Linked DNA regions of Mus musculus: regions 2 and 3 are each linked to region 1. The links are chromatin loops, found by intact Hi-C in ENCODE. Cell type or tissue: heart. All regions are shown on one strand. Region 1 holds the start of Ypel2 (yippee like 2). Region 2 holds the start of Dhx40 (DEAH (Asp-Glu-Ala-His) box polypeptide 40). Region 3 holds the start of Cltc (clathrin, heavy polypeptide (Hc)).

The links. Hi-C counts contacts between places; a loop is a spot of excess contacts. Peaks named below come from ENCODE experiments on the same cell type or tissue, not always from the same donor. Only the 100,000 strongest peaks of a DNase experiment are listed, where the experiment ranks them.
Region 2: a loop joins it to region 1, with 1.8 times the contacts of the local background. A loop is called at or near these places in 5 of 42 quality-filtered maps.
Region 3: a loop joins it to region 1, with 4 times the contacts of the local background. A loop is called at or near these places in 6 of 42 quality-filtered maps.

What each region holds. Positions count from the first base shown.
Region 1 is chr11:86,991,511-86,999,510 of GRCm38, reverse strand. It overlaps Ypel2 (yippee like 2), which reads left to right and starts at 5,749. Exons shown (of 5, transcript NM_001005341.3): 1 at 5,749-5,919. Gm51915 (a long non-coding RNA gene) reads right to left here. Exons shown (of 3, transcript XR_003949754.1): 2 at 7,338-7,477; 3 at 5,174-7,168. It also overlaps Gm22387. In heart, CTCF peaks have their summits at 3,723, 5,692 and 6,365; DNase peaks (open chromatin) are centred at 3,630, 4,940 and 5,720; H3K4me3 peaks cover 3,002 bases; H3K27ac peaks cover 4,692 bases.
Region 2 is chr11:86,803,095-86,811,094 of GRCm38, reverse strand. It overlaps Dhx40 (DEAH (Asp-Glu-Ala-His) box polypeptide 40), which reads left to right and starts at 3,435. Exons shown (of 18, transcript NM_026191.2): 1 at 3,435-3,657; 2 at 4,468-4,635; 3 at 6,693-6,838. The coding sequence starts at 3,546. In heart, no CTCF peak of the experiment used is centred here; DNase peaks (open chromatin) are centred at 3,464 and 3,944; H3K4me3 peaks cover 1,550 bases; H3K27ac peaks cover 1,157 bases.
Region 3 is chr11:86,753,549-86,761,548 of GRCm38, reverse strand. It overlaps Cltc (clathrin, heavy polypeptide (Hc)), which reads left to right and starts at 3,982. Exons shown (of 32, transcript NM_001003908.2): 1 at 3,982-4,301. The coding sequence starts at 4,260. It overlaps Gm42085 (a long non-coding RNA gene), which reads right to left and starts at 3,836. Exons shown (of 3, transcript XR_880101.3): 1 at 3,673-3,836. In heart, a CTCF peak has its summit at 3,585 (motif pointing right); DNase peaks (open chromatin) are centred at 3,678, 3,978 and 5,228; H3K4me3 peaks cover 3,984 bases; H3K27ac peaks cover 3,793 bases.

The DNA.
Region 1 (8,000 bases):
CCAGCAAAGCAAATGTGTGTTTGGAAGTGAAGCTGACTTGACTTGAGGGTGGATTGCGGTGTGGGAGGGAAAGGGAACAGAAGATGGGAGTATCCTCAATGCTATGAAAGGTTACAAGGACCAACTGCGGTGCTTGTGGCTTGTAATCCCAAACATTTATGAGACTGAAGCAGAAGGAGCATCCGTAGTTCAAGGTTATCCTCAGCTACATAGAAAGTTTCTGGCTGGCCTGGCTTACATGAAACCCTGTCTCAAAAAAACAAACTTAGACAAAATCCAAAAGGGGACTTGCTTGCGGGGCGGGGAACAAATTAGAACCAAGCACAGTGATCTATATGTATAAATATGTCACTACGAAACCCAGTGCTTTATATGCTAAATTTAAAGTAATAAAAACAAAAAAAGAGTAGTTGGGATGTAACTTTTTTTTTTTAAGATTTATTTATTATTATGGGCTGGTGAGATGGCTCAGTGTGTAAGAGCAGCCGACTGCTCTTCCAAAGGTTCGGAGTTCAAATCCCAGTGACCACATGGTGGCTCACAACCATCTGTAACGAGATCTGACTCCCTCTTCTGGAGTGTCTGAGGACAGCTAGTGTACTTACATATAACAAATAAATAAATCTTTAAAAAAAGATTTAATGCTCACAGTCAGCTAATGGATGGATCATAGGGCTCCCAATGGAGGAGCTAGAGAAAGTAGCCAAGGAGCTAAAGGGATCTGCAACCCTATAGGTGGAACAACATTATGAGCTAACCAGTACCCCGGAGCTCTTGACTCTAGCTGCATATATATCAAAAGATGGCCTAGTCGGCCATCACTGGAAAGAGAGGCCCATTGGACTTGCAAACTTTATATGCCCCAGTACAGGGGAATACCAGGGCCAAAAAGGGGGAGTGGGTGGGCAGGGGAGTGGGGGTGGGTGGATATGGGGGACTTTTGGTATAGCATTGGAAATGTAAATGAGTTAAATACCTAATAAAAAAATGGAAAAAAAAAAGATTTATTTATTATAAATAAGTACACTGTAGCTGGCTTCAGATGCACCAGAAGAGGGTATCAGATCTCATTACGGGTGGTTGTGAGCCACCATGGGGTTGCTGGGATTTGAACTCAGGACCTTTGAAAGAGCAGTCAGTGCTCTTACCCACTGAGCCATCTCACCAGCCCGGGATGTAACTTAGTTGGTAGAATTCTTGCCTAGTGGGTACCAAATCATGGATCTGATGCCCAGCACTGCATAAAACTGGGTACGGTGGATAAATGCTATGGTTCCAGAGGTTCAAGGTAGGGGGAATCCTTATCTACACAGGAAGTTCAAAGCCAGCCCCAGTTCCGAATTCTCTCAATATACATGGTCCCTCACACGAAGAGAAACAGAGAGACAAAGATACAGGAAACAGACACACAGAGAACTTGTCTTGCTAGTAAACACCTTTAGTCCCAGCATTTTGGGGGCTGAGGCAGGAGGATTGCTTCGACTATGAGGCCAGCCTGAGCTACAGATTTTGCCTTCATCTAAAACAACCAAACACAACTGGGGCATGTATAAACAACCTTGAGGCTGGAGAGATGGCTCCGAAGGTAAATGGGCATGTGCGAGCAAAAGGGCCTGGAACCCGTGTAAAAAGGTAAGTGGCAATTTAGCCCAAAGCTCTGAGGACGGGTAGCCTGGAGTATGCACTGAAAAGAAATAAGAAGAGTAACTCTACTCAGCAAGATGGCAATTGGCACTTGAGGACTTCCTCAGCTTGCTGTCAACACTTATAGCACATCTCTGCAATCTGTAATATCCCTTTGCTCTGAATGAAGTTATCTTAAAGGGCTGCAAAGACGGCTGAATGGAAAAGAGTCCTCGCTGTCCTTCCAGAGGACCAGGGTTCAGCTCCCTGCACCCACACCAGGTGGCTCACAACTGCCAGGAGTTGTAGCTCCAGCTCTAGGTTATCAAGCACCTTCTTTTGACTTCAGTAAGCATTGAATGCAGCTGATCCATACACACAGATATAACCATTATATATCTATAAAAAAACAAACCAAAAAAACAAAAAACAAACAAACAAAAAAAAAACAAAACGGCTAGCCAGGCAGTGGTGGCGCATACCTTTAGTCCCAGCACTTGGGAGGCAGAGGCAGGAGATTTCTGAGTTCGAGGCCAGCCTGGTCTACAGAGTGAGTTCCAGGACAGCCAGGGCTACACAGCGAAGTGCTGGAAAAAAACAAACAAAACAAAACAAAAAAAGGTTAACGGAAGCTATGGAGTCAACCATGTATACAAATGCAAGTATCTTTTGTCTGTAGGAGGTGACAATCCTACAGAAAAATAGAGGTCTCTGACAGTATAGCTGGCAAGTCTGATTATTTCCCTCCACACAACTTTTAGAACTTCTACTCTAAATGTTATATTGTTCCCCCTATTATGTTTCTTGCTATCTCTGCTATTAATTGCACTGGATTATAGGTAAAGCTAGCTTCCCAACAACAATGGCAAAGTTATTTTTTCTGCTTTGGCAAAACAAGAAACTAAAATGGAAGCAGAGAGCTGACTTTCACAAGTTGTCCTTTCCCAACTTCTCCGTGTACACAGTCACATACCAGCAACAAAATAATTTTTTGTTTGTTTGTTTTTTTCAAGACAGGGTTTCTCCGTATAGCCCTGGCTGTCCTGGAACTCACTTTGTAGACCAGGCTGGCCTCGAACTCAGAAATCCACCTCCCTCTGCCTCCCTAGTGCTGGGATTAAAGGTATGCACCACCTTGCCCGGCAATTTTTTTTTTTAAGTGAAAAGAGCATCAGGCAGTGGTGGCCCACAGTTAATCCCAGCTCCGGGGAGGCAGAGACAGGCAGATCTCTGTGAGTTCAAGGCTAGTCTGTGCTACAGGGTGAGTTCCAGGTCAGCCAGGGCTACAAAATACAGACTCTGACTCCAGAGGAGGGTGGGGACAAAGAAGGAAGAAAGAAAACAAAAAGCAGAAAGTGATTTGCTCACAGCCAGAGCCGCACTTAGGTGGCAGAAGTGAGAACACACAGGATTAGTAAGCGAAGACAAACACTGACTGTGAAAGGATGAGTAGATGTATAAATGTGGCTTAGCATCACAAAGAGGAGTCAATCCCAAGGCAGCAGGCAGAGGAACCACCTGTGAGCCCAGGAGCCTCTCAAACCTTTATTGCCAACCAATTTTTCTTTCTTTCTTTCTTTCTTTTTTTTTTTTTTTCCTTTTTGGTCTCATTGTTGTTGTTTGTAAGGGAGCCTTCTGACTCTGAATAAGTTTGTTGCTGTCTTTCTGTTGCTCTCTGGGATAATATCCTCTCTGTTGCGGCCCTCGGCTTCAATAATTATCTGTCTATTCTCAATCTGTCCATTGGCCTGGGCTTCTTTCCTCTCCCATAGGTTCTCGGAATAAGTCCAAGGCAACAGGGAAAGGTGCTGAAGATGGGCACTGAGTAAATGTGTACTGAGGGCCCATGAAGGTGTTTGGGTGCAGAGAGAAAGAGAAGCAGTTTCTAGTACTCACTCCCTGCCCCCCAACACACACATACACACTTCTTTGTTTCGGTTCTCCCTTCTGTCAACTCACACAGCTTGGCTCCTTTGGCTGGAAGAAGGCATGATCTGGCTTTTTTTTTTTTTTTTTTTTCCTGGCTGGCTGATTCTATTGTTTTTCAGCCCTGTGGTTCTGTGGCCTCTTCCAGTCTCCTGCAATCACACAGCAGGCCTGCAGGGGTCCTCAGAGCACCCCACACAAGGCAGGCTTTCTTTAGCTAATGTTATCTTTTATTTAAGCACAGAACAGTAGCCTCCAATCTTGTTACATAACATACCAGTATCTCAGGGTGTTAAAACCAGTACAGAATCTACTGTTAGGCGTTAGGGAACCCGTGGATATAAACATATTTAGTAACACACTATTGCAGAAATGTAACCAATTTGATTTCCTGGTTCCTGATTTGAAATGTTAGAGTTGGAAGGGATGTCAGAAACCATCTTATTTCAGCCGTCCTTATTTATTTCTGCAGTAATGGGTATTGAACCCAGAGCCTCAAGAACCTTAGGCAAAGTCTCTACTGTGAGTTCCACCACCAGATCCCAGCCCTCCCTTCTTTTAGGCGATGGGTACTAAGGCCTAAGGGCACAGAGGAATTTAACCTCAGAAAGCAGCCTTGGGCTGGTAATCAAGCTTTTGATAATCTAAAGAATTTAGTATATCTTCTTAAAGATCCAATCTCAAGTCTTTTCAAGGTTGTGGTTAGTTAGCTGAAGGCTTTTGGACTCCAGGATTTATAATTCCCAAAGCAGTCAATTGTAAATATTGACAGTGCCCCTACACTGAAACCGGTATCTGCCGGCAAAAATGAGTGGTTTTGTTCTTACTAACGTTGGGACTTTTTTTCATCCCTAACCATGCGATGTACATTCACTGAAGACAATTTAGTTGATTGCATATGTATTAAAAACAGCTGGGTGGAGTGACAGGTGACGTTTTTGAGTCACCCGGGGATCTACCCAAATACCAGCCTGGGTTTGTGTGTAAACTGCTGCCAGATAGGAGACCAAAGGTTCCTGGGCCTCCTTCAGCACCCCAACCCCGCATGAACTTTTTTTTTTTCTCTTTTTCAGTAACCTGGCTAGCTTGGACCGATCTAACCAAGAATGACCTTAAACTTCTAACACTTCCCAAGCCTTGGGTTATAATTGGGCTATAAAGCAGAGAACCACCTTGTCCAATTACCTTGTGTTTTTTTCTCTTCTAAAATAGCAATGAAAACATGTATTTTGCCCCAACACCATTCAGAATCCCAGTGTCTTAGAAAAAAGGGTGGGTCTGCCGTGTCTCCCCCGCCCCCCCCCCCGCAGAAATTCTTTTATCAAATTGACCTGTTTTCCGGTAGGAAGACTCTGCCCCACTCCACCCACCTGGTGCCTCCCTGGACTTCCCGACTGTCATGAGTTTATTTTTTAACCCTCTCTTCCTTGAAAAGCACCACCCCACTGACCCAGAATGCCAGTTCCTCCCTTTTGGTCACCTTGACTACTCTTATTGTATTTTCTGTTGCTAATAGACCTCACTAACCATTAGCAATAGGGATCCCAGTTTCTCTATAGTCTTTCTCTATGCTCTTCCACTCTCAGTACTGGGGATCCAACCCAGGGACTCGAACACACCAGACAACCCTTTCCTAGTTTTAATTAGGAAATTTCGAGCAGGGCAGAGGAAATAGAGAATCTCCGCTTCTGAGCAGGGCATGGGTGGGCATGACGAGACTGGTACTATCTTACTAAATACACCTGCCTTGAACTCTGCGGGTCACTTTTAGTAACTTAGGCTCTGGGTCAGGAGTGGCTTAAAAAGTGGAGCGAGGAATTACTATCTAGGTTCTCAAAACAAAAGCACTGTAAATCCCACTTCCCAACATAACCCCGGGTCCTGGGAATCCCAGTAAAGCCAGACAAACAGGCTCCTATCTCAGAGAGCTCCCCCACTCTAATCACCTCTTCTCCCAGCCCTGCCCGCCAGCTGCCAGGACTGGCGGGACCCAGACCTTGCCACACTCCTCGCACGCGCGCCCCGCCAGGGCCGAGGGGCGGGTGGGGGTTGGGGGCGGGAGGCAGGGAAAGCAGGGGCGGAGTTCCGTCCTCCAGTGATTGGCTCCTGGCGGATGGGCTGCGGCCGTGCAGGGCCAACCAGTGGCGTGTTGCTATGTGCTGAGCCGATGGGATAGGCGCGGGGGCGCGTCTGTCACCCGGCAAGCCCCCAGCCCGGATTCGGAGGGATGCGGAGCGGCAGTGGCGGCGGCGGTGGCGGAGACTGTGGCTTTAAGAGCGCGCAGGGAGCGCTAGAGTCAGCCGTGCAGTCCTTCATCGCCAAGCACTCCGGAGAGCCCGGCGCTGGCCGGACCGGGCAGCCTACCGCCAGGTATGAGGGATCTCGAGCTGGGCTCGCGTGGGCGTGGGGCGCATTCCGCTCCAGTTCGGGCTGTGCGCCCTGGGGACGGTCGGGCTCCTGGGCTGCGTGCAGCCGGGCTCGGCTGGGGCGGTGCTGTCGCGGTCCCGAGGGGGCTCCCCGAAGGTTCCCGGGGTGCTAGGGGCGGGGAACGGGTTGCTGCAGCCACGTGACCGGTTTGTTTACAAACACTGGCGCGCGCTCCGGGTTCGGGACTCGGCGGGTGGCGACGAGCCGCCTGGCAAATATGGGGACCCAGAGACCTGAGCGCCAACGCCTCCCTTGTTCGGCGTGACCCACCCCCCACGGATGGCACCCGGCGGCACCCGGCTGTATGGTCGATGTCTCCATTGAGATAGTTGGGTCTGGGGCACGTCGCCCTCTAAAGTCCCCGGAGCGCTTCGGCAGCCCCAAGCCAAGGGAACCACAGCGAGTTCCTGCCTGGACGCTTCCCGGCGCCTCCCCTGCGGCCTTGCCAAGGGGTGGGCACGAACTCTGTTGCCAGACTCGCTGCGGGGGCCTCTGCGGAGAGTCCCTCCCGCAGCTGGCTCCTGCCTCTCTTCCTGCTTCAAGTTTACCTGCCTGGTTGCTGACTCCCTTCGGGTGATTTTTTTTTTTTTCCGAAACAGTGGAACCTTACACCCGTCTCCTGGCTGGCACTTAGGGGGAAGCACTGTTGCTTTGGACCCCTCGTGCAAAGAACTGCCTGCCACCTCTGACTTCACTTTTACCCACAGTTTTTAAAAAGCTGAGCGAGCATCCTCCGGTTTGCCTAGCCTTCCACGGCCCGGCTGCTGGAAATGGCAAATGCGCCGGAGCCCTGCTTTTTGGCTTCCTTGTTGATTTGTTGTTGCCACGTTGGAGGGTCTTTGAGCCACTGAGTTGGAGTCCTATTAGTCTTTTGTTCCTCATGCTTGTCTTCGTTCTCGCAAGATGGGCTCCCTGTCCAGAGCACTGAACAACAAGCCTAGGGATTACTTTTCTGAACCCCATTTACAGAACATTAGAGGCACAAAGGAATTACAGTAAACCTCATGCTTGAGGCTCTGCAGTAGTCTGCCTGGTTTGGGGGTTTACAGGATCTGGTCAGTAAGATTGGGTTGCTTTTCCTTTTGGCACACACTGCTGTAGGTTTTACCTGAGTTCAGTCCATCAGCTTTCTTAGCATTTGATATTCTTATCTTTGAGGAAGTTTCACTCTCTTTACATCATTTTGTAAATTCTGTAATTTGTCAAAAATAATGGCTTTATTAGAACATTTTCATACACATATCTCATTGTGACTGGTTCATACTTAACTATGACTGCTCCCACCCCCGGTTTTGTACTGAGCTGTGATGAGTGACTGGGTTCTTTACAAGCCCGGCCTGAGAAGAGCTGGGGAATCTTACCTTAGGCACTGTGATTTGTCCCGGATTCCACGACAGGGTCGGATGCGATAGAGCGGGGTACCTGGGCTCGTGCACTGCCTCAGTTGGGCTCTGCCTAGTTTAGGGTTCAGTAACATCACTTCTTAGATCTCTCTGCTTGCCTTGAGATAAGGGTGGGAAATGGAAAATAAAGAACACAGATAAGAATATGTGCCTTTGCCAGGCAGTGGCAGTACACGCCTTTAATCCCAGCATCTGGGAGACAGAGACAGGTGGGATCTCTGAGACCAGCCTAGTCTACAAAGCAGGTTCCAGGACAGCTAAAGCTACACAGAAATCCTGTCTCAGAAAAACAGTGACTAGTTTTCCCAGCCGGGAGTGGTGGTAAATATCTAACCCCAGTACCCCGTGAGGTAAGTTCTGATCACTGCAAGTTTGAGGTCAGCCTGGGCTGTATAAAGGGATTCCAGGTTAGGCAGGGCTATGTAGGGAGACCCTTTGTCTCAGAAAACAAACAAACAAACAAAAAAAAACAAAACCAAACAAAACCCCTTCAATTCTTTAGAACCATGATTTTCAAACTTGGCTAGGGATCCGCAGTAAGGGATACATTATAGCAATGCATGCTAGCCTGGACTAGACATTCTAGGAGGCAGTGACTGTTGCCATACTACCTGCAGTATG
Region 2 (8,000 bases), 190 kb after region 1:
AAAGGAAAACACAGAGGACCAGACTGATATTTAAGGATTGAAATTTGACCCAAATGTAAATGTATAATACTAATCTTAATGAGCCTTGAATTGTGACCACTTCAATGCCTGTATTACACAATGATCCTAAACATGTTCAGTTATGCACCAAATAATTTCATTGACAAGTTTTGCTTTTTGAGTCAGGGTCTCACTATGTAGCCCCATGGGCTTGGAACTTCAAGTGTAGACCAGGCTGGCCCCAAACTCACAGTGATCCTCCTCCCTCTGCATCCAAGAGATGAGATCAAAGGTGTGCACCACTATGGCCTGTCCCAGCCTTTTCCATCACATCCCCTGAGTCAGGGTGTCTTTACCATCTGTTCTCAATCTTCCTTTCACTTGCCTTCATCCATTTGAACCAGTGACTGACAAGCCCATCAAATACATTCTCAGTTTGTGTTGTGATACCTCCCCTTCTCCGTACAGTACGGATTCTGTCTGCTTTTCTTTATGTGACCAAAACAATTCTTATTTAATCAGATTAGTGATAGTACTGTTCAGTCTTTCTATGAGCCATAAGCCATCATGTTCTGTTCTTGGGTCTCTGACATTATTATGTGTCTAGTGTTTGGGACTCTGCTTGTTATTATGTAAACAACATATGATATTTTTGCTTCATGTATTGGTTTTACTTCACAATATTTTATTATTGTGTATGTGAGTGTGTACAGTGTGTATATGGGTGGGGTGGTGGGTAACACATGCTGCACAATGCAATCCAGTGGGTAATAATTGAAGGGCCCTTTAACCATCACTTCAGGGGCCCTATATTTTGCTTTCTTTTTTTTTTTTTTTTTATTAGGTATTTAGCTCATTTACATTTCCAATGCTATACCAAAAGTCCCCCTTACCCACCCACCATATTTTGCTTTCTTTTTCAATGGCGATGTAATCACATTATTTCATCATTTTGAAAGTCTTTACAGTTGAGCCCTTGATGCTCGGAAATAGATTGCATGGAACCAAGAACATTTGGAAGACTGCTCATTGAAGCAACAGCAGCAAGGTGCAATCCACACTTCTTAACCTTTGCTTATCACTTGTACTCTTTCTCCTGACTCAGAGGTAACGAGACATAGATTCAATGTTGGGGATGCTTACCATTCTTCCAAAATTCAGCCCACACATTTTCCACTTTTACTCCGTGTTTGTATTCTATTTGTTATTGTAATTTGTAAGATCATTGGTCTAGAAATACTAGGAATATCCCTATGTCATTAATAGTAAAATAGTCTACATGGCCAAGGTTGGGAAAACCTTGGTTGGATGGTGCTACCATCTAGGCTCCTTGACTTTGTTTTCTTTAATTCGTGGCTTCCAGTTTTATTCTGGATATTTTGCTAGGTGGTTATCAACAAATGGAGTCAACTCTAAGAGTTACAACCACTGAAAGACACTCCTCATTTAAATAATTCCACTTCTCATTCCAGTATTAGGTTAGTATGATTGTGAGGTTTCTTATCTCTCTCTTTTTCATCACCAAGAGGAAGTTTCAGAAATTTCTTTCTCACACGTGAAAACCAGAGAATATTAACCTTTAATCCCATATCCCTGGACAGGCAAACTTCTGGGAGCTCAAAGCTAACCTGATCTACTTAATGAGTTTCAGGCCATCTAGGGCTATATAGTGATATATAGTGAGACTTTGTCCAAAACTGTATATATCAAATACTTAATCATTTAAATACAAATTGCTTAGTAAATGGTCACAATTCCTGATTTGAAATGATTCTGCTTATTTTCTTAGAAAGTGACTTTGTGAAATAGCTGGTCTGTTGCTCAGTTACAGAGGTCACCAATATCTTCATGGTCTGACTACAATTGTATATTTTGATCTCTTCTGACATAATAGTTTGAATTACTAATAGAAATCGAAAGGTTCAGAGATGGTTTTAATGTTTTGGAGAAATCTAAAATGTTCTCCTGTCACTAGGGCTATTGCCTCAGCCGTTAGAAAGTTACACCTGACTTGCTATCATTCAAATTCTGATAAACTTGCATTAAAGGAGTTGTTGATCAGTTACGTTGAAAAGGAGTTGATACATGTACGTTTTAAAGCAAAGTCTTGGATTCTTGTAACATCTTACATCTTTTCTAGTTTGGTCTTGGGTTGATAAGTGAATGGTAGTTTTATGTTGCCTTCCTATAAACCATGATTAATTTTAACAGCAGGAACTACTGAAAAGTGCAAGAAGCAAATGGACAAGGTCACATATATCTGTAATTTAGCACTTGGGTAGCTGAGGCTGGAAGATCATGAGTTCTAGGGTATCCTGGGCTACATAGTGATTTAAGTGTAAGAAGCAGGTTTCTTCACATTTTTTCATAATTAACTCAACTCAGAAAATCAGCTGGCATTATCACTGAAGGACTAGTCCAAGAACCCCCCTCCTTCCCTCCCTCCCTTTTCCCCTCTTCCCCCCCTCCCTCCTTCCTTCTCTTTTCCTCTCCCTTCTTTCTCCCTCTCCCCTTTATTCACCTCCTCTTCTGAGACAGAGTCTCATTCTCAGAATTATCCTGGTGGTAACCCGGAACTCACAGCAACTCTTTTGCCTCTGCCTCGCAAGTGTTAGGACCACACTCAGCTTTGATAAAGTACTGGGTATTGAATCCCAGGGTCTCTCATATCGTAGATAAGTATTCTACCACTGAACTGTACACCAAGTCCCCAACATACCTTTAAAAATAAGTAAACCACACCACCTCAGATAATGTGTATCTGTAGAATTTTCAGCAGTTGTGTTTTCTAAGGAACGTACTTCCACTAAAAGTCAACTTATTTTAAAACAGATGTTAACCCTGTCTCGAAAAAAACAAAAAAAATCAACCAACAACCCAGATGTTATTCATTCATCTATCCTCAACAAACCCTATTGTCCACCTCAAATCACTGCTCCCTGCTGGGTGTACAATATATAGTGTTCCGGAAGTCTGGATCATGTGTGTCTTCCCAGCTTCTTGGAGGGTATGGAAAATATGCAAATAAATGTAAATGAAGGGTTCCATGAAGGAAGTGAAACAGCATGGGAATCTAAGTTTTGAAAACTACAGAACTACAAGTTGGACCGCACTATGTGTCTTGATAGGACGATAGGGAAGTGAGTTGCCCAAGGTCACACTGTAGGATGGCTTCGGCTCCTGGGAAAGGGTCATTCAACTGGTATCTGGAGATAGGCAAGACTTGTGGGGATGCTGTGGTGACTAAGGGCCACACTGGACAAACTGTGACCTGGCCCTCAGGTGTTCAGGTGTGACTTCGCGGGTGGCGGAGGCACGTGGCGATGGGCGGGACTCCTTGGGGGTGGTGCCTCGGGGCCCCCAGGAGCGCGGGCCCGTGCGCGTCCAAGCAGAGGCCGCCACGTCATCGAGCCGCTCCCCCACCCCTCTCAGCCAGTCGCACGCGCGGAAGTAAACACCCCTACGTCATCAGGGCGCGTCCTCGCCTTTCCCCTCCCATCTCCTCGGCTCCGTGGACGTGTTCGCTTCTTCTCCGGACCGGGTCTATGTCCCGGTTTCCCGCCGTCGCGGGCAGGGCGCCAAGGCGGCAGGAGGAAGGCGAGCGGCCAATAGAGCTCCAGGAAGAGCGGCCGTCAGCTGTTCGCATCGCTGACAGAGGTACGGTCCGCGGGACGCTGTGGCACCCGGAGGGAGTTATTTGCGGGGCGAAAAGTACATCTGTGGGCGGCAGAGGAGGTGGGAAGGGAGCTTAGACGTTCTTTTGGTCTTTTAAGCCAGACGACGAACTTTGCGTCCAGTGAGCACTTTGGCTTAGAAGGGGGCGGTCCCAAACCCAAGTTGGGTGAGAACCTCTCTGGGGGGCAAGAAAGTGGACCCGAACGCCCAAATGCCTTCTGCTGTTCTACAGCCTCATAAAGCCTTTGTTCTCTACCCGTTCATCCCCCTCCCCTTCGTCGGGCCGCCAGCCTGCCTTTGGGTACGGTATGAAGGGAGCCCGTTTCCAGGAGCCAGTTTCCATGGTTACCCACCACTTGGCCTTCTGGGATATCAGTCACTCTGAACAGGGACCTAACTTGAACTGTGAATCAGAAGCAAATACAGGTGGCTTCTTCTTCTTCTCAGAGTTGTTCTGCTGTGCTCAGGTTGTTGATCTATTGTTTAATAAAATTGAGTTTAGTTTTTCCAGGTAGGTATGCATACATACACGTTGTCTTGTGCTTGACTGACTTTGTCAAGTACGGCGAGTTACACATCAACAATGTTGAAGTTGTTTGATTTTACCAAAAAAAGTTATTCTGAGTTTATAAACTTTCACGTGTGATTTGTACATGGTTGACGTAACTGAAAAGTCATAGATTGATCTTTCCCGTTGTGCGATTCCTGTGCATTCTTCTTTCAGGTCTGAGCCATTGTCAGAGAGCTCTTCTCAGGTGTTTTCATTGCACAATTGTTTTTGTGTTGTTACAGAAGAGAAAGGATGCACATCACAGGAGGGAGGAACAACTCCAACGTTTCCTATTCAGAAACAAAGAAAAAAGCTCATTCAAGCTGTGAGGGACAACTCGTTCCTCATCGTTACTGGAAATACAGGAAGTGGTAAAACAACTCAACTCCCTAAATACCTTTATGAAGCAGGTAATTTTATTCTTGGATAAAGCTGGAAGCACTAAAGAGAGAAATTCTTTAAATTTTAATGAAAGTACTGTAGTGTGCAAATGCCCATTGCTGCGTTGCTTTGTCAGATCCTTAGCCTCCCTATGTCTCCTTGGCTTTCTGGATTTATTTCAGGCTCCGGAATTGTTGGGGTGACATATTAAACTACAATGATAATAATAATAATAATAGAAGAAGAAGAAGAAGGCTGATTGTGGTGGTGCACACTTTTAATCCCAGCACTTGGTAGGCAGAGTCAGGAGCATCTCTGAGTTGTAAGGCTAGCATGGTTTACATATTAAGTTCCAGGCCAGCTATGGTTATATGATAAGAAGGAAAAATAAAAGGATGTTAATTTTCTCTTTTAGGATAAGGTTATCTCATTAGCCAGTGAGAACTGAAACAATTGTGAATTGGAAAGGATAGTTGACCTCTGTTGGGGACATATTTTTGTTGGGGGGGTGTTGGTTTTTTTTTTTTTTTTTTTTTTGAGACAGGGTTTCTCAGTGTAGCCCTAGAACTCACTCTGTAGACCAGGCTGGCCTGGAACTCAGAGATGCACCTGCCTCTGCCTCTTGAGTGCTGGGATTAAAGGTGTGTGCCACCACTACTTTGCTGTTGCTGACAATTTATTCTTCCTCTAGACCGTTATCAGACAAATATTCTCAGATTCTACCAGAATTGAGCAAACAAATTACCAATAAAGTGTCTCATCAGTGTGGCAACATTCTCTTTCATAATTTTGGAAAAGAGAAAATTATATATTACTCATATTAAAATAAAAGTTAATTTGGGGGGTACTAGAGAGATGGCTCAGCAGATGTAAACTCTTGCTGCTGCTTCAGAAGACCAGATTTTTGTTCCCAGCACCTATATTGGCGGTTCACAACCACCTATAACTCTAGTTTGGGGGATTCCGATACCCTCCTCTGGACTCCTAGGGACCTGAATGTGCACATTCAAAGACAGAGATATATATACACTATACATAAATAAAAACATATCCTTTGAATTTTTAAGTCTTTTTCTTTTTTTCCAAGACAAGGTTTCTCTGTGTAGCCCTGGCTGTCTTGGAACTAAGAGAGCCACTTGCCCGTGACTCCTGAGTTCTGTGATTAAAGGTGTATGTTACCATTGCTGGGAATTTTTTTTTTTTTTTTTTTTTTTGAGAATGGCCTACGTATGCTGTTTGAGCTAGCCTCCATCACGCCTGCCCTCACAGTAACCTAATCGGATGCATCTGTCCTAATTCAACATCGCCTGCTAAGGCGTGCTGTCATTTTACATGCCAGTAAGAAAGCAAGTGCTACCAACGGTACAATACATCTCCATTTTCGGGGATGTTAAAATGGTTACAATGTTTACAAAAATTTATGCAAAAGTGGTATTTTTAAATCCAGTTTTATTCTGTGGCAAAGAAAAGTTTAGGAAGTGTGTGGAGTTTTTTTGTATTTTGGTTTTACCGTACTTATGCCATAGTACTAGCTACTTGTGAGGCAGAAGATATGTAGGGTCCAGGAGTCTGAAGCCAGTATGGTAGACTAATGAGATCTTGTAAAACAGACCAACCAAACTTATAGAATCCTTGACTTATTGTTTAAATGCTTTAAAAAAATAAAAACCTCAAACCTAATTAACATGTATATTTAAATTGGCTCTGGTTTATGTTTTAAAACTTCCTTTCATATGCTATCTCTATATGTGTTTAGGCACATGTGGGACACAGTGTGCATGTAGAGGTCAGAGGATAACTTTAGGGAGTCAGTTCTCTCCTGCCAGTGTAGGGTCTGGAGTGGAACTCAGGTATCAGGGAAGCATCTTTACCTCTGAGCTGTTTCGTCTGTGAATGTGCATTCCTGTTTTAAATTAATAGTAAGAATGTTTATGCAAATGTACTGCAGTATGTTGCTGATCTTGTAGGGTTTTCTTTTGAAAACATACCATTTGCATCGATTGACCAGGAACAGTTTTTAATTTTAGTTCAGTCGGAAGAAAGAATTGCTAACTCTGCTTTGTGTTTATATTTCTGGTTTTAATAGGGTTTTCACAACATGGTATGATTGGTGTGACTCAGCCACGAAAAGTAGCCGCCATATCAGTTGCTCAGAGGGTTGCTGAGGAAATGAAATGCACTTTGGGATCTAAAGTAGGATACCAAGTTCGTTTTGATGATTGCAGCTCCAAGGTATAAAAATTTACTAGTATACATTTAAAGTACTAAAAACACACACTCCAGCCCTTCTGTGTGTCTTTCTGTGATGGTGTATATACACGTATGTGTTGAGGCCAGAGGATGACTTCGAGTGTTATCCTCCGAGTGCCATGTATGTGATTTATCGTTTGCTTTTGTTTTTGAGATAAGGTCTATCACTGGCCTAGAACTCCTCAAGTAGGCTAGCTCCTTCATTAAAAGAAAAAAAAGATATTAAGGCGTTGGGGGAACAGGACATGGCCTGGGGAGGTAGCTCAGTTGGTAAAGTACCTGCCTGGCAAGCATGAGGTCCTGAGTGCAATCCCCAGAATCCACATAGGACAGTTTAGTTTGTTTGTGTGTTTTGTTTTGTTTTGTTTTTACTTTTTATGAACATAAATGTTTTGCCTGCCAGTGTCTTTGTATACCATCCATGGTACCCAAGGAGTTTAGAAAAGGATCCCAGATACCTTAGAACTGGAAGTACAGATGGTTGTAAGCTACCAACCATATAGGTGCTGGGAACCGAATCCTTGTCCTCTGGAAAAAAGCAGCAAATGTTCTTAACCAAGCACTAAGGCATCTCTCTAGCCCCTAGGATTAATTTTTTTCTTTCATATTGTTAAGGCCTTGTCTTAGGTATCTGACTTTATTTTATTTATTTATTTATTTATTTATTTATTTATTTTGGTTTTTCCAGATAGGGTTTCTCTGTATAGCTCTGGCTGTTCTGGAACTCACTCTGTAGACCAGGCTGGCCTCAAACTCAGAAATCCACCTGCCTCTGCCTCCCAAGTGCTGGGATTAAAGGGATTGCACTACTGCCCGTCTAGGTATCTGACTCTTATTTCCCATCCTCAACTAGTTTATCTGTTATCAGATGTTTGTCTTAGTTAGGGTTTTACCGCTGTGGACAGACACCATGACTGAGGCAACTCTTTTAAAGGACAATATTTAATTGGGGCTGGCTTATATTTTCAGAGGTTCGGTCCATTATCATCAGAATGAGATCATGGCAGCATCCAGGCACACATGATGCAGGAGGAGCTGAGAGTTCCTCTTCTTGTTCAGAAGGCAGCTAGAAGACTGACTTCCAGGGAGCTAGAATGAGGGTCTTAAAGCCCATATGCAGCTGGGCAGTGGTGGCGCACGCCTT
Region 3 (8,000 bases), 240 kb after region 1:
TCTGGAAACTACTATGTAGTCTAGACTGGCTTCAAACTCAAGGCTGATCTTCCTCTTGACTTAGCCTTCCTAGTGCTGGGATTAAAGGTATGACCCTCCATACTGCCTGAAATGACCTCCTAAGAGAACACCAAGCTATTCCCTCTGCCAGAGTCTGTTAGAAACTGGAGGGACCTGTTTAATGTGACCAGAGTCAAGGTCAGTTCCCACAAGATTAGTCTTAGCCTTTCATTTGGAATATACTTGGTGCTATTTTAGTGAATACTCACTGTACATCTTATTGCCATCCCTGATCCATTATAGAACTTGTCTATAGGGTATTCAAGAACAGCTTGACAGTGAAAGAAAGATATAAGCTCAGGTCCATTTCAGACTAAAGTAGAAAGGCCATATTGCTTTGCAAATGTTTTTTGTCCACTCTTTATCCTTGTTGAGGAACTTTGCCTATAGTCTGATCATACTGCACTGAAACACAGTGGGCACTATGTTGACCAATCCCTAAGACTCAAGGGAGATTCTCTTTCTTAGTGGCAAGCGCTATGGTTCTCTTTTATCTTGCATGAAAAGCTACAATTCTTATCAGTAGCTCTAAGGGGCTGAGGTATTTTAAAGGTGCTGTTTAAATGGTGAAACCAGAATCTTACCTGTATAATTCCAAAGTGTCTCTTATGGTTTCTAAAATCTGAATTATATTTGGTATGAAGCATTAGAGTTCTACTTTCCAATTAATCATTGTCTATCTGATGAATGTCTATGACTTTTACACTGCAATTAGTTCAAGCTGTTTTTAGAAGGCTTTGGGATTGCCTTAAGATGAACTACTATGGAGGAATCCTATAAAAAGGTTTGGCTTTGGGGTGGGGACAGTGAGGGAGAGACAGTTTCTCTGTAGTTTAGGCTGCCCTTGAATTCCCCACAACCTCACCCACAGAAGATGAGGCATAAGCCTCACTCAGGGAAGTTCAGAGACTACAGGTGTGAGTCATCATGTGTGGCTATCAAAGATTTTGTTTTGAGGCAGGATCTCATGTAGCTCAGTCTGTTCAATATAGGAAACCAGCCCTGAATTCCTGACTCTCTTCACTATTATCCTGGCTTCCCAAGTGCCAAGTGCTAGGATTACAGGCATGTACCAGCACACCCAGCAGAAAAGTGGTGGGTTTTGCTTTGTGTTCCAGGATGGTTACACATCTATAACCATTACAGAGTTCCTGGTATAAAATATAGAACTGGCGAACAATACAGTTTTCTTGTGTAGATTTTGAGAAACTACAATTCCTCAAAATAACATACAAAGCAATGTTTTTGTTATGGCGCTTACTATATAAGGGCCTGCTGTTGATAACTCTGTAAAAATAGCTTCAAATTCATACCTTGACCATTTAGTACATGACCTCTTTTACTAAAACAGGGCAAACTAAAAGCCAGGGTGATGACTCATCCTTTGCAGCAGTCTGTTTGGATAAAAAAGTTACTTACACAGGATAGCAGGATTTGTTTTAGAGCTTATCAGGTTATCTATTTTAAGGTAGTGCTTAAAACCACGCCTTTTAGGTATAGCTTAGAAAACTTAGTGCCTCAGTGTTTGGGATTTCTTTTTTCTTTTTGGTTTTACATGATAGGGTTTCTCTGTGTAGCCCTGACTGTCCTGGAACTCACTCTGTAGACCCGGCTGGCCTCAGAGATCCGCCTGCCTCTGCCTCCCGAATGCTGGGATTACTGTGTTTGGGATTTCTAAACCAGGAACTGTCCTTTCCCCTGTCTCTGTCCTGCTGGAAATTTAGCCAGCACAATCTCATTATAATCATCTTTTATTACAGCAAATTACTGATCTTTAAGAGGCATGCCAGTTTGGAGCTGTTCTAGTTTGGGGGAACAAGGTCCTGCTATGTGGAACTCTAGATCTTCCTGCCTCAGAACCCTCCAGTGTGAGGATCACAGGTGAGCACCACAGTGTCCCCAGCATTGGGTAGCATTATCATTTACACTATTTTTCTCTTGGAAAAAAAAAGGGGGGGGGGCATTAACTGTTTAAGGTGCCTTTGCTGAGTGAAATCTGCTTAGTCATTTTAGTTGCTTTTACTGTTTTTCTCCAATACTGCCTTTCATATTTAGGCTGAGAGGAGAATCTGGCAGGCAAGGCAGCAGTCCTATTAATAAGCAGAATGATTTGGGATATCACCATCTACTTTTCTTCTTTCTAAATGATTTCTGAAAACAACTCATTCTTGAAATTTCTATGTGTGATGACAAAGCAGTCTCAGCGCACTTTTTGGTTAGGTATTCCACACCAAGGAAGTAAAATCAACTGCTCTGGGGATTTGAAATGTCCTTTCATGCAGGGTCTGTATGAAAATACAAGGCCCTTGTCAATAAATTGAAATGTGGTGATCTGTTCATGGTGAAGCTCTTACATCCCAAATTCTGAGATTGAAAGTGCAATTCTATTAAGCTACTGACATTTCTGTAATAAAACAGTAACTCCCTTAGGATTTTAATTTAAAATTTGCCCACCTCTAGAAAAGGACAAAGTCTTATGAAAACAATCTTTTCAAACATTGCAGGACAGGGCACATTCAAGTGCTTAAGTGAAATTATGTAAACACAAAACATCCTAAATATGGTGGCAAGGCTCTTCTTCAAGGGTCTGTTGTCTGCCTTCTCACTTGCCTGGTTCTCCTCTCAGCCCAGATATGAAAGGCAGTATTTGGGGGGAATACTAAACGCAACTGAAATGACTAAGCAGATTTCTCTAAGCAAAACCGCTTACGCAAAATTATTGTACACCCAGTGGTTGTCTTATGTTCTTTAGGTTGAAAGGGGCATTGAAAGTAATTTCCTCAAGAACTTTCAGGGGGATTAAGACGAACTATGTGGAAATGAACTCTCTAAATCTTCCTTATATTGGTGCTATTGTGAGACATTACACCTTACACTTTAGCAAGAGCTCTGGGGCGGCTATTAATCGCTAATGAATGCTGCAGATAGCTTACTGCTGTAGGAAGGCAAGGTGCTCCGGTTTTGAAGGGCTTATTACATCGCCCACCCTGTAACTACAGGTAATGGTCCTACTACCATGTATGACTAACAGTCAATCCCTCAGCTCCAAGACAGCCCCTGAGGTTTCTTTCCCTAGCCATCCTTTGATCTACATCTTTTAAGCTTTTTCCTGTGGCCGAACCCTCCAGTTCTCGAAGGCCAAACTGATCTCTACACTAGGCTGATCTAAGTCCACCAAAATGTCCGCGGAAGCGCTCTCCAGGGGCCAGCAGGAGATTCTTCTCCCATGGCCTTCCCTGTCCTTTGAGATGGTTTATCTGAGGATCTCGAGGAGCCATCCGGCTCTCCTGGCGTCAGAAGGGCGTGCGTCAGGGCAAGGAAGCTTGCAGCTCAGTACGGTCCCCCTCCCTGAGGTGTCAGCAACCACCCACTGCGCGAAACCAGGCGGGGGAGGCGCGCCGCAGCCAGCCGCCCGAGGAGCTCTGCGGCGGGGCCGTTTCCCTTAGTCACCGCGGCACCCACGCCGCGGCCTTCTCCTCAGGCACTCGGTGTCCTCACGCCCAGGCCGCCACGCCGGCAGGGGGCTCAACCGCCACCTCCTCCCCAGGAGCAGCGGCCAGTATCTTGCCTCTCGCCCTCCACTCTGGCAGCCTTCAACCGACCCTTCCCTACCCGCATCACGTGCACCGGGAAGTGCGTGGGTGGGTCTTACAGCGCCTACGGAAATGACGTAGTTCGCCCCGAGTCGCATGATGTGGCAAAATGTTAAAAAAAAAAAAAAGTGGGAGGGGGGAGGGGAGAAGGGAGAAACCGGAGCCTGGGGAAAGTGATGAGTCTAGAAAAAGTAGTCCCTCGGTTCCTCTGTTTCCCCGCAGCCGCATCAGCGAAGAGCGCTCCGCGCACTGCGTCCCTGAATCCCTACGCCCGACCGCGGCGCGGCGTCTGTGGAAGGCTACATAAGGCGGACGGCGTGAGGAGACTGGGCGGAGTTCTGCCTCGGGATCCTTCCGCAGGGCTCAGCCGTTTCCGGAGTCTGCGCTGCTCCCGGTTCCGCCATTGCGGCTCTCCCGGCCCCTGGAGCCTCCGCCCCCGACCCAAGCTCTCTCGTCTGCCTGCCAGTTCCCTGCGTCCCCGGAGAGTATCCCTCTGAGCCCAGCCTCCCCTCCCCTTCCCCGTCTCCTCCTCTCCCTTGGAGAGCCCGGGCAGGCACTGCCCTGCAGCCCCAGTGACAGGAGGAGACCATACTCCCCGACAGCGCCATGGCCCAGATTCTGCCCATTCGCTTTCAGGAGCATCTCCAGGTACGTGTGAGTCGGGGCTGCTGAGGGACTTTTCGAGGGTCGTGGGAAGGAAGAAGCTAGCGGCCTGGCCCGAAAGGGATCGAGAGAAGGGGAGTGGGGGGTGTCGGTATTTGGCATAGGTGGAGGAAGGACAGTGTCTTAAAAGCTTAAAGGGTTAAATGATATGAGACTAGGATGGAAATGACGAATCGGAGTGCAAAGGGCGGCGAGGCCAGGCCTTACGTCTGACGACCTCTTATTCTGCTTCCTGGATTGCAAGAACTGCGCATACCAGACCCCCCTTCCCATTTTACTCAGTTCATTCATTTGGGTAGGGGCTAGGTGGGGGAGCTTCTCGCGCGTTTCTCCCAGAGCAAGATTTCTCGTTAACCCTGAGCGACGCGGGGCTGTCACCTTCCCTTGGTCTATTCCCATTTCTACATCGAGTCTGCACCCAGGAATTGTGTGGCGGGTGGGTTGGGGAGGAGCTGCATCCTCCCTCTGCAGCTCACCACTGAGAAAGGCACCTTGGGGTTAGGGTAGCAGTGGCTCGTGGCTTGCCTTCCCTGAATCTATAAGGAACCGAAGGTCACACTCACTGAAGGAACAGAAAGAAGATAGAGGGGCGGCAAGGGGCGGTGTCAGTCTCGGTGCCTGGGGTCAAGGTCCCAAGGGGAACGCGCATATTTTTCCTTTCTTGGTTTCTTCAGAGGGTTAGTGTAGCTCTTAGGCTCACTTTGATTCTTGCAGGTAGGGAGAGTTATTTAGAGGTTATTTATGGCCTTTTGGAATTTAGCAGGTAGTTGTGGGATTACGGCAGGAGTATGTCTCACAGGACTGCGTGGAATTCATCAGAGCCGGGTTTAAGTGCATACCTGCTCTGTGTCAGTACCTAACAAGTTGATCTGTAACTGGCTCCTTTTTAATAGTCTGGGGCGTCCCCCCTCCGCCCCCCACTGCACCTTATCCTGGAGTCAATACACCATTGTCTAACCTGGCAACCTGCCAGCAGTTGGCCTAGGCAGGTGACTGTTGGAGGGCTTCGCTGAATTACGCTTCTTCTGAACTGCTGATTTTCCTGGTTCACTTGTCCCGACTCTTTGACATCATAATTTATTCATATTAATTTACTTTCCCTCAAGTATCCCCATAAAGAAATCTGCTTTCAGCTGCATCTTCTGAAGGGCTAATTTCATGAGGGGGAGGTGCAGTGATCCAGTTCAAATATTGGTAACTTATTGAGTGCTTTATCATTGAAGGCAATCTGATTTACTTTTCTTCATTGATATACATAAAAGATGTTTGATAATAAAGAGGGTTAACTAAAATTTAGCACCAAGTAAAATAATTAAATATTTCTTTATAGACTTTACCGTGTTGCTAACATTAACGAATTATTTTACTTTAGGACTTCTTTGCCCATTAAATGACTTGAATACATTTTCTTCAGTCATCACTAGTTTTCAAATAATTCATCTGATTTTGGCAATAAGATCTCTATTTTGTAAAGGTCTGAAAAATGTCAAGTGACAATGCTGACAGAGAAGTTAATTTTTGTTCTCAATTCAAGCTTGAGTTTCCTCTGTTAAGAATATAAAGTGTTAGGAAAGCACTGTTCTGGATGTTAGTGGACAGTGGGCTCTTCAGGCTGAGTTAAGAGGGAGGCAGCCTGTGTACACTAACAACAGAAAAAAATCTAGCTTTAATTAATTGCTTGCTTTAATTAATTTGACCATGATTTGGGTTGCTGTTTTTTCTTCTCCCATCTTTGGGATTAACACTTGGCCACACTGAAGTTACCAGAAATAGCTTTCTGCAAATATGTGTATAAACCTTACACAAAAGAAGCAAAGACAACTGCTGATGACATGACCGTTGCTGGTGATTTGAGTAATAGTTTTTCATTTCTATTAAACTCAAGACCAGAATTGTTGAATGGTCTTACAGACTGGAATCCAAACTTGTCACTAATTAAAAACAGATTTAATGCAGGTGTGGCATGTGAGTAGCAATTTCTGCAAATATTTGAAACTGTTTTCCAAAATTTAAAGATTTTGAATATTTATAAAATAGCTTTACAGATACACTTGAAGATCTCGGATGCTTATTTTCTGGAGGACCTCATTACACTTTAGGCTTTGGCTGGTAGGATCCCACTCTAGTAGATAGAGTCAGGTGTGCCGAAAGGATAATGTATCTTCTGATCTCAGACTTTTATTCCCTCTCTTTTAACAAACAAACATACAGTGTAAGGATTATTCCAGTTGTCATCTTAAGTCTTTGATTGCCCAGCCTCTGCCATTCTGCTTAGAAAACAACTTTCTAAAGCATTTAGGAGAACTGGGAAGTAAGGAGTGTAGAGTTCACTTGTGAAAGTTAACAGCAAACTCTAAATTAATTTATTTTAAACTTTTTATGAGAATGTTGCAAATAAAAAATTGCTATTTATTTTCATATCCCTTTGTGCATTTGTTTAGATGAAGATCTGTCATCAAGGCTTGGAACTATATCACATAATTTTGATATTTTATGTGATGAAGGAATTTTTGTTGAGTTGCAGATTCTGAACAAATTCTAGGCTGCAGAACTCAGAAAGTTCAGTGCCAGCCAGCAAAACCCTGTCTCAAAGGACAAAACAACAAAACCCCACTGCCTGCAATTTTCAGTTCCTGGCATATTAAGCATTTTGCAATTGACACATTTTGTTGAGCATTTGGATACTTTTAATTTTCATTTACAAATCTTTCCACCCCGTTCTTCTCTCTTTGATCCATAAACACAGACATGCAATGTGTTGCTGAGTTGAATAGTAGGATTCTTAAGAAGGTTTTGGTTTCAAAGAGAAAGCAGTAATAGATGCTTAGGAAGACTAGAAGAGCATGCCACCTGGAAGTAGACTCTAATCTACCGTGGAAATAGTTTAAATGAAGACCGATTCCCTCCCCCCCCACCCCCCCCAGAATTTTCTTAAAGGTTAGTTTACTCAGCTTTAAGGAGTTTGGCCAATTTTAATGAAAATACTTGTGCCCTGTTTGGGATTATACTTTAAGGTATGCAAAACTATGGTTTTCACTTTAAAGTCTTGGGAACTTGGGTAGTGTGCTGTTGGGACAGTTGTTTCTGATAAGTGAGGGCTAGAGAGTGAGGAGGAGAGCAGTCCAACTTCTGTTGTGTGCTGTGTCCTCACTCAGCCCTTGGTCCTGTCTCACATTAACAGTGGAAGACTAAGGCTGGAGGCCGTACTCAGGGGCCATAGTCAGAATGGGGTTTGGATCGCCTCTTCTGTTTTTAAGACAGAGTCTTAACTATATCGCACTGTCTGGTCTGAAACTTACTATGTATAACAGGATGGCTTTGAACTGAGATCTGCTTGCCTCTGGCTCCAGCGTGCTGGAATTATTGCATATTCCATCACACCTGACCATAAATCATATTTTAAAGACAGTGTCTTGCTAATGTTGCCCAGAGTGGATTCAGATTCAAAATCCTCTTGCTTCTCAGCCTCTTGAGTGCCGGGGTTCTAGGCCTGCATCATCATGCCCTGCTGCAGTGATTGCCTTTAAGAGATGCTACAAGGGACCAGAGAGGTGCTCTGTGCTTAAGAGCGACTGTTAACTCTTCCTGAGCACCTGGGTTTGGTTCCCATCACATACAGACAACTCCTCATCTCCTGTAACTCCAGTTCCAGGGGCTCTTCAGTCCTCCAAGGATACCAGGCAC